Regions from separate parts of the Homo sapiens genome. Here region 1 is linked to region 2. A link is an interaction called in ENCODE POLR2A ChIA-PET data of the cell type or tissue named here. Cell type or tissue: A673. All regions are shown on one strand.

Region 1 (5,000 bases), 210 kb before region 2:
TGGCAGAACAGAGAGGATGAGCTAAGATGCAAGTGTTTCTAGTGCTTCGCACAGAGGTGACACTCATGCAAAGCACCCATTTTATTATTTGCTTTTTTTTGAGACAGGGTCTCATTGTGTCGCCCACCCTGGAGTGCAGTGGCACAATCTTGGCTCACTGCAACCTCTACCTCCCAGGCTCAAGTGATACTCCTACCTCAGTCTCCCAGGTAGCTGGGACAACAGGCGTGTATCACCACGTCCAGCTAATTCTTTGTATTTTTTGTAGAGACAGGGTCTTGCCTTGTTGCCCAGGCTGATCTTAAATTCCTGGGCTCAAGTGATCTTCCGCCCTTAGCCTCTCAAGGTGCTGGAATTAGGGATTACAGTCGTGAGCCACTATGCCTGGCTGTAAAGTACCTTCTTTTATTCTTCAATAAGAGTGCTCTTCCCAACTAGAATCACCGAATGTGAGGTAGAAGGGATCATGAAGTACAAATGTATGCTAAAAAGTAACAACCATTGTTTCTCTTATTACAAAAAATTATACATGCTCACTGAAGTACTTGTAAAATGGAGAAAAGCAGAAAACAAAAAATATCATCCATATCCTCACTATCCAGATTTAGTAGCTTTTCAGTCATTTGTGTGTGCATTTTTTACCTAACTAGGATCAGAGTACATATAGTTTTTTTTTTGTTGTTGTTTGTTTGTTTGTTTTGAGACAGTCTCCCTCTGTCACCGAGGCTGGAGTGCAGTGGTGCAATCTCGGCTCACTGCAACCTCTGCCTCCCAGGCTCAAGCAATTCTCATGCCCCAGCCTCCAGAAAAGCTGGAACTACAGGTGTGTGCCACCACACCTGGCTCATTTTTCTATTTTTGGTAGAGACGAGGTTTCACCATGATGGCCAGGCTGGTCTTGAACTCCTGGCCTCAAGTGATCTGCCCACCTCAGCCTCCCTAAGTGCTAGGATTACAGGCGTGAGCCACCACGTCCAGCCCAGAGTAAATATAGTTTTGAACTCTACTTTTTTGGTTGACTTAATATATTATGTGCAAAGTATGTAATTACTCATCTGTAACACAATTTTTTCCTACAATGCTATATTTACTCACATATTTCTTTGAAAATACTAAAATGATGAATACCTTTCCTGACAAAATTTTCTGTACATCTCATTTATTTCCCAGAAGCGGAACTGCTGGCCAAAGGGTACACATATTTTAAGACTTCTGATGGCAACCGGAAGGGGTCGCCAGTTCACATTCCCAACAGCAGTGCATGAGAGTTGCTGTTTTCCTGGGCTATTCCTAGATCCAAATCCCTATTATTATTATTATTATTATTTTTTGAGATGGAGTCTCGCTCTGTCGCCCAGGCTGGAGTGCAGTGGCGCAATCTCGGCTCACTACAACCTCCACCTCCCAGGTTCAAGCAATTCTCTGCCTCAGCCTCCTGAGTAGCTGGGATTACAGGCATCTGTCACTGTGCCCGGCTAATTTTTGTATTTTTAGTAGAGATGGGGTTTCACCATCTTGGTCAGGCTGGTCTTGAACTCCTGATCTCGTGATCTCCCCACCTCAGCCTCCCAAAGTGCTGGGATTACAGGCGTGAGCCACCGCGCCCGGCCCCAAATCTCTATTTTTAAATGAAGAAAACTGAAGTCCAGAACGGTGGAATGACTCATCCAAGACCACATTATTATCTTGATAAAATGACAAGATTTTGATCATCGCCTAAATACAAAGGAAATGGCATACCTAGAATCAAGAGCAGCTCCTGAGCCCTTCCAAGAGCAAAGACAGGAATGAGACCCCTGCCTCCTCTGTTTACAATATCGTGGACAGTGTTACAGAATCTTGCTTCTCGCTCTTCACGTTTCTCATGGATATGGGTCCCATAAGTAGATTCCTAAATAATACATTAGAAGTGTGAGACTAAGACCAATGATCCTCCAAGAATTCAAAAGTTAAACATCAATGAAATACTGAGGGGCTAAGCAATTCACTTCTCCATTAGCATGTCATTTACTCGAACATGTGTTGTCATAATAGTAATTGGGAAGAGCAAGCAAGAATGCTAGAATTCAGGCCCAGCGTGGTGGCTCACACCTGTAATCCCAGCACTTTGGGAAGCCAAGGTGGGTGGATCACCTGAGGTCAGCAGTTTGAGACCAGCCTGGCCAACATGGTGAAACCCTGTCTCTACTAAAAATACAAAAATAAGCTGGGCGTGGTGGTGGGCGCCTGTAATCCCAGCTACTCCGGAGGCTGAGGCAGGAGAGCTGTTTGAACCCAGGAGGAGGAGGTTGCAGTGAGCCGAGATCGCACCATTGCACTCCAGCCTGGGCGACAGAGCAAGACTCCATCTCAAAAAAATAAAATTTAACAACAACAACAAAAAGAGGCCGGGCATGGTGGCTCATGCCTGTAATCCCAGCATTTTGGAAGGCCGAGGCGGGTGGATCACCTGAGGTCAGGAGTCCAGTCTGACCAACAGGATGAAACCCCGTCTCTACTAAAAATACAAAAATTAGCTGGGCATGGTGGCGCATGCCTTATAATCCCAGCTAGTCAGGAGGCTGAGGCAGGAGAATCACTTGAACCTGGGAGGCAGTGGTTGCAGTGAGCCGAGATCATGCCATTGCAGTCGCTCACTCCAGAGTGAGACTCCATCTCAAAAAAAAAAAAAAAGAATGCTAGAATTCAAATCTAAGAACTTTTTATAAAATGAAATAGTCCAAAACTGTATCTTCTTCCCATGTCCTTTTTTAACCATTTTGCTTTCCATTAGGAAGAAAAAGGTTATTTCTCCCACCTCTGATAAGTCAAAGCTTTTAAAATAGAAACAGATGTTGTTTCTTATACTTCTGTTTAAGAATATCCTTAAAGTCTTACTAGGTATGGTCCACTGACCAGAAGATTGACATCCCTTGGGAGCTTATCAGAAGCGCAAAATCTCAGACCCCAGCCCAGATGTACTGAATCAGAATTTGTATCTTAGCAATATCATCAGATGATTATAAGCATATTAAAATTTGAAGCACTGCTCTAAAGTATGGTACTATGAAAATAGCTACTTTTTCTGAGGGTTCAAAAAATAAATCTTCCCTTAAATTAAGTTTATATGCTGGGCATACCATGAGCAGAGTCCAATCTAATCTGCTCACATGTTGCTTATGGACAGCAGTATGTACTGGCCCACATGCCTGGGCAGCTGGGGAACATGGTAGGTGGTGGAGGAGAAACAGACAACTCTTCCTCCTTGAACCACATACACCTGATGTTCTTATATACACCAAAAGCTTGCAAGATTTCTCTCCCAACCCCTGACTCTACAGTCAGCAACACACATCCCAAGCTGCCCCCAAAGAGCTTCTGTACACAGTTCATTTTTTTTGCTCCCCTGGGACTTGCAACCTAGTAGGCAGACATGACACACAAAGATAAACAAAACGATAAGTTAGCATGGACTAAGGGCCTGAGGATAGTCACCATGGCAAAGGCAGTGAGGTCACACCATTTTAAAATGACCCGTAAGATGTTCTTCTACATATTCTCATCTAGAAATATATATTTAGAAGACAGAGAGAGGGCATAGCCAGTAAAAATGATCCTGCCCAGAGACAGCCTGCTGATCCTGCCCAGAGGCAGCCTGGCATCTCTGATATTAGACTAGAGTTAATGCATTTAACAGCAAGAAAGTGAAACTGCACTACAAAAAGAAGCACCTGCCCCAATTTTTTTTTTTTTTGAGACTGAGTCTTGCTTTGTAGCCCAGGCTCGAGTGCAGCAGCGTGATCTTGGCTCACTGCAACCTCCACCTTCTGGGTTCAAGTGATTCTTGTGCCTCAGCCTCCCAGGTAACTGCACCACCACACCCAGCTAATTTTTGTATTTTTTTAGTAGAGATGGGTTTTCACTGTGTTGGCCAAGGTGGTCTCTAACTCCTGGCCTTAAGTGATCTGCCCACCTCAGCCTCCCAAAGCGCTAGGATTACAGGTGTGAGCCACCGTGCCCGGCCACCAGTTTTCTTATATTTTAAAAAAGGTAAGTTTATATCCAATAACATATTATGAAAGTGAGATCACAGTATTATTTTCCAAAAGAAAAAAAATCTGCTTACATTACATTGATTACAATATAGTATATTAATACTTACAATGATAAGAATATCAGGCTTAATATTAGGAATTTCAGCTGCCATTAAGTGCCTATCTTCTTGTCTTGAGAAATCACCAGTGTACAAAAGCTGTGAAAAAGATAAAACTAGAAAGTTAGGATTTGGGGAAGGCTTCATTTTGCTAGTGAATAGATTAAACTCATGAAATCCAAAAGTGCAGTTACAGTTTTTAAGTCTAAAACTGATGAAATTTACATGCAGTGCTTGTGTCCAATTCAAAATGTGTAGTTCAGTCAGTAAACGGTTCAGTGCTTCAATTATTTCCTCTAGTAAATGGGAATAATCTATTCCCAGTATCATCTCACAATGATAACCTATATAACATTAATCCACTTGAGAAGTGCTCTGAACTTCTTAGAGAAAAAGGGCATGCAGACAAGGAAAGGAGTGCACTGAGGTACATGGTCTAAAACCGGAGATAAAATCATAAGAGGGTCTGCATCAAATTCCAAGAGAATTCACATCTGCATTTGTGCTACTTATTTTTTGTGCCCTGGAGCAAACTGCAAGAATAAGTGATTTAGTGATATACTTTACAATTCAATGTCTAAAAGTTCCAAATGTATAAGCAGCTGTGAAAAATTTAGGACGTGACACTAGAGCATTGGTTCTCTGGCTGACGTTAGAATCACCTAGCAAACTCGAAAAGGAAAAGGCCAAGCTGCGCCTCCAGATTTTGATTCAACAGTTATTTTCAGCAGCTCCCTAAGTGAGTCTTATTTGCAGCCTGAGTTCAGAGCGGCTGCTCTGGAGTCTGGAAAGCCAGCGGCCCACCCACGTTGTCAGAAGTTCAAGGCTTCCCCAAAGATCTTTCCTAATTAACCCCTTTCACTCTTGC
Region 2 (5,000 bases):
TACCGAGTCATGACGCAAACCCAAGTCTGTCAAAGCCCAGGCTGTTGCCTCCATACCAGATGCTAAAACTGGGTCTTAAAGTTAGATGTGACCTGACTTAAGCCCTAGAGCAAGTTCCTCCTGGCTGAGGTCAGAGGCAAGCTTGGCTGGGGAGAGGAAGAGGGCAGAGCCTGAAAACCTGGTGAGGAGTCAAGGAAACTGTCACCTGCTCCCTGGAGGTGACAAGGTCCTGGCTACAGGAGGGAGTGAAGGGAAAGGATTCACCCCAGCAAACCCTTCCAGCAGAGAGAAACACCCAGCCACTGCCTTTCCCCCATCCATCCTGCTGGCAGGAAGCACAAATTCCTCTTGCCCAGGCTGGCATAAGAAGAAAAAGGAAGGAAGTGGCCTGGGGAAAGTGACCGACATAGAACCGCAAAGCAGCCGAGCCTGGGCAGCATCTCCCCGCCAGAAACAGGCAGGGGTTTGTGCTGCCAGGAAGCAAGAAGCTGGACTGTGCCCTGCCATGGAACCAGCCCAGGGCCTCCCTCACACACCTCCAAGGTCACACAGGACCCCCTGGCCCATGCTCCTGTGCAGGCAGACCCCATCTCTGGGCTTTGTTGCTATTAAAGACATTGCTGCTCCCAAACCACTGTTTTCATCAAAACCCTTATAAATCTGGTCTGCTTAAAAGGGCTTCTCCAGTGATTAGAAAATGCAGGCGTTTTCCTAACAACCTTCCTTCAAAAGGTGAAACAACGTCCTTGCCTTGCACATATCTGCTCTTACTCCCAGCTGTGATGGAAAACATGGACCGTCCTCCTCGCCAAGCAGCTCAGGGGATGCAGGCACCTCATCCAGCATCTCAGTTCTGGGGGAACCCAGGTCTGCACACAGATACTGCTCCTTCCCTCCCACACCCCTCCTGCAGGAGGCTGAGTCTGCCCAGGGAAAGCAGCTTGCAGTCCAGCTGTGGGGCTGACCACTGGGGAATCAGTCTCAGCACAGTTTTTGCCTGCAGGTTCCAGGCCCTGGGCTCAGGCTGTGGCTTCCAGAAACCTCGGCTTGGGAAACTCGCCTGCCAGAGTCACGGCTGCACTGCTCAGTCTTGTAACACAGGCTCGCAGTGGCAGCAGGCCCACGCAGCCCCTCTGGGTCCCCAACACTGGTCCTCTGGGTCCCTGGCCAGACCCTGAGCAAACAAGCCCTGTTCACTCCTGAAGGTTATGACTGATTTGGTGTTGCCAATAGCAACTGCCTCTGTATCCTGACACATTTATCACACCATATGGTAATCAGCTGTTTACATATGTGTTTATTCTGAAACTGTGAGTGCCTAGAAATCCAGGACTCCCTCTTTACTGACATCAGCAAATGCCCCAGTGTCTGGGACCTTTAATGCAGTATGTAAAAGAAGCAAACATCATCATCTCTTCTTGCAGAATTCATGAAGCTGTTCTCAACCAGCAGCTTCTTTACCTCTTGAGCAAGGCTAGGACCTTCCTTGCTCCATACACAAACACACATCTCTACCCCAGCCCACACTGACAACCGCCAGGGCTGCAGAAATCAGCATCACTCCAGGCCCACAAATGCCCCCAACAGCCTGGCCCACCCACAATTTACAGGGGACAGGAGGGGCACACACCTCCAGGGCCAGGCACTTGCTTCATGTTCTCCAGACAGCCTGTCTCCCCCTCTTAGGCTCAGGCACTTTGTCCCCCTGCAGAATGCTCTCTCCAGTCTCCCTTTGCTATCAACTACTCCATCACTTACTCAACCAATTCCCTCCAGTGCTCTGTGTGCCCAGCCCCGTGCCTAACGCAGGCAATCCTGGCTCCCTAACACCTGCATGTCCTTCCAGGCTCGACTGAGATTCAGGCTCCTACAGAAAAGCAGCCAGCTCAATGCTGGCCACAACCGCTCCGCTCCTCCCTAGACACATGCTGGGCCTCTCCTGCCAGGCCAGCAGTGCCCAAGGGGGACGGCTATTTCTCCTGTCTCCTTTGTAGCTGCCCCTGGTTCCCAGCTCAGTGAGAGGCTGGATGCACAGTACTCAGGTTGGTTCATCGACAGGGGAAATCCCTCAGTCCAGGCTCAAGTGAGGTCAAAGGGTGAAGACAACAGAGGTGGGGCTGAGGCTCACTGTGGCGGGCACCACTGAGCAAAGTCCAGTCCAGGGGTCAGCATCCCCAGGGCAACTGCGAAGTCCACCATGGAAGCAGCACCGGCCACCTGCCCCGCCACCAGCCCTGCAGGTATGCCCTACTATCTTTAAATCTGTTGGGTTTCTTTGTTCCTGAAGTTAAGTGTGATGATGCGGGGGGGGCTCCACATCTGTACAGATGTTTAGTACATCTGTACTAAAACTCCGCTTCTCTGCCGAGTCCTGTCTCTATCCTGATTGTCCACTTTCCGCCCCTAGCCTTCAACTGCCAGATCCCTACGTGGTAACAAGGCAGGTGTGGCTTTCGGAATGGAGCCCGGCAGCACTCCCTCCTGAGATACCGGATCTTCCACCTCTGGGGAGTTGGCCCGTGAGGGGTGCTTGAAGCTGCTGGAAATGTCACAGAAATTTGACAGGAAATAGGACTATCAACACACTTCACTATTGTGACAATAAAACTAAAATTTCAGTTATATAGCATTATTTAGGAAGAGTGCCGTTCATAATTTCTTGGCCAACTGAGCAGCATACATTTACATATATTAGGTATCACCAGAAATAATTTGCATTTGGGTATGCCAGTTCACATACGCATTCTGCTGTCCCTTGAGAGTCTGAGAAATTCAATGATCCAGAGGCACCACAGTTTCTTGCCTCTGTGACGGCCAGATGGAAAGAGACCATTCATTTGTATATCACACATGAACTCTGCTCAGGAAGATGGGGGCCGCTCACTCTGCCAAGCATAACAAAAATACATCAACTATCAGCTCCCAAATGGGTTTACTCCTCCTGTGGCCACCCAATCACTCTTCCCCAAAGAAAGAGACCAAAGACCAAATACCAAAACATAGCAACCAAAAGGAATGCGAAAAAACAGGGAATGTGATTATAGACTCAAAGACTGGGAACCACTTAGCCATCATCTCAAATCTTTCTCTTCTCAAGGATAACACCAAGTGAGTAGGCAGGATGTGAAAAAAAGAAATATGCATTGTAACTGGAATACTCACCATGACAGATGACATAAGTATATTTTTAACACTGAAGGAAGATATGATTCTCTCAAAAGGATGATTCATTCCAATGATAAATAATTCAAGATTATTACTTCTTCAAGGTTATATGGCCAAAGAGTATGTCCCTATCAACCATACACCATGAATTATGTCTCACACTAAAATTCCAGAATTCTTAAAACCTCATATTAAAAGATTCACCCCCATTCCATTTCAATTATAATTATAGATACACTCATAATGTTATCTAGACTATCCTCTCCGATCTCGCTGCTATTATCTGGTTATTATAAATAAGCAGTACCTTTTGCTGGAACAGCTAATACCACTAGTATTAACAGTAACCAGTACTATTAACTCTCTTCTGATGTAACATGCAAATATTTCTAAGTTATCTGTCCTCACTAGTCATTTCCAAAGAAAGTAACATGCAACAAACAATGCATATATGAACCTTGAAATCCCTTTTCAAATGAAGAGGCTGGTCAAAGAAGTTTCTAAGCACATAGAATCTTTGTATATGCACGTGTACTCACAAATACCTTACCCACATATTTTTTTAACTCAATAAAACGGTTACTGAGGACCTCCCAAATACTCAGCTGGTTCTGGGTTACAGAAAGATCATTCATTGAACAAGAGCTGTAAGATCCTGGTTAAAGTCTCAGGGCTACTACTTACCAATTATCTTATTTTACAGAGCCGTTAAACCTCTGTGATGCTGTTTCTCAGCTGTAAAATGTGCATGAGCCCTGTCCCACCCGAATAGCGTTTGAAAATAGCCAAGTATAAATACAAATGAGAGCTTATTTTAAAAAAAGAAAAAAGAGATCCTGCCCTCAGGAGTTTGCAGTTCGGTTTTAGGAAATAAGAACACAAACACAGGAAACAAGTCCACCGTGTAAATGGTGAACTTGCTTTAGAGGAGGCTCACTGCTGAACGACACTGAGGGAGGGTCAGCACAACACTCATGCGTCAGGCACTGCAGGGCACAGGGGCGCACAACCCCAAGTCCCCCACTTCACAGAGCACATGCCCTTAGGATTGGGGGCTGAGGGTACAGCAGAGGCCAAGTGCCCTGAAAATGTAGGAAGTGGGGATAATGGAGGAAGTGGAGATAATGGAGGCTGCTAGTGAGAAATGAAGACTTCTCAAGCACAGCAGGGCTGGAGACGCCGGATGGCAGATGAGCAGGATTCCAGAGCCACAGGAGAGGAGGATCTGAAATACTCTCTCACACATACTTCCTTCTCGCCAGGGAGCAGGACCCGAACACCTGGACTGGATCTGAGCTCCCTTACCCTTCTGGCTGGGCGACACCTCTGCTCCACTGACAACAGCCTATCCCAGGCCCATGGTGCACCCCTCCAGCATGCAGGAGAAGGGAATGCCTCCTGACTGACCAAGGAAGCCACCTGCAATCTCTCTCCAGACCTCCCGCCTTTCTGGTCCCTGGGTGAGTGCTGGGAGAGAGATCACACACCGATGATGTTAGGCCAGGGAAGAGCACACCGTTTGCTAGATTGCCAATGTTTTGAGTGGACGGACGGCGTGTTCTTTGTTTTTCCAGGCTCCCTGTGACCTGTTTCCCAAGTCCTCCCCTCCAGGGCTTAAGAGGGAAGAAGAAGTGACATAGGACAGTCCTCCCCACGGCAGCCTGAAAGGACCTTTGTGCAGAGGCCAGCATCCAGAGCAGGACAACCTCAGTGAGGCTTCCTCCCAACTCCCCCTTTACCACAAAGCCCTTCAGCAAGCTGGACTTTAAAATTACAGAATCCCCAAGCTGGAAGGTGCCCTTGAAGTCATTATGGAACATCCTCAGATCAAGAAA

The links. Peaks named below come from ENCODE experiments on the same cell type or tissue, not always from the same donor. Only the 100,000 strongest peaks of a DNase experiment are listed, where the experiment ranks them.
Region 1: POLR2A ChIA-PET joins it to region 2 with 5 read pairs; 6 of 35 experiments call an interaction of 5 or more read pairs at or near these places.

Annotation. Positions count from the first base shown.
Region 1 is chr2:9,433,102-9,438,101 of GRCh38, reverse strand. CPSF3 (cleavage and polyadenylation specific factor 3) reads right to left here. Exons shown (of 18, transcript NM_016207.4): 6 at 4,142-4,231; 7 at 1,741-1,891. Among named protein-coding and RNA genes, the nearest start is that of CPSF3, 12 kb to the right of the region's middle. In A673, no CTCF peak of the experiment used is centred here; no DNase peak of the experiment used is centred here.
Region 2 is chr2:9,226,461-9,231,460 of GRCh38, reverse strand. All of the region lies in intron 1 of ASAP2 (ArfGAP with SH3 domain, ankyrin repeat and PH domain 2), which reads right to left. Among named protein-coding and RNA genes, the nearest start is that of ASAP2, 22 kb to the right of the region's middle. RefSeq lists an enhancer at 1-392 and a silencer at 4,687-4,981. In A673, no CTCF peak of the experiment used is centred here; a DNase peak (open chromatin) is centred at 2,760; H3K27ac peaks cover 1,435 bases.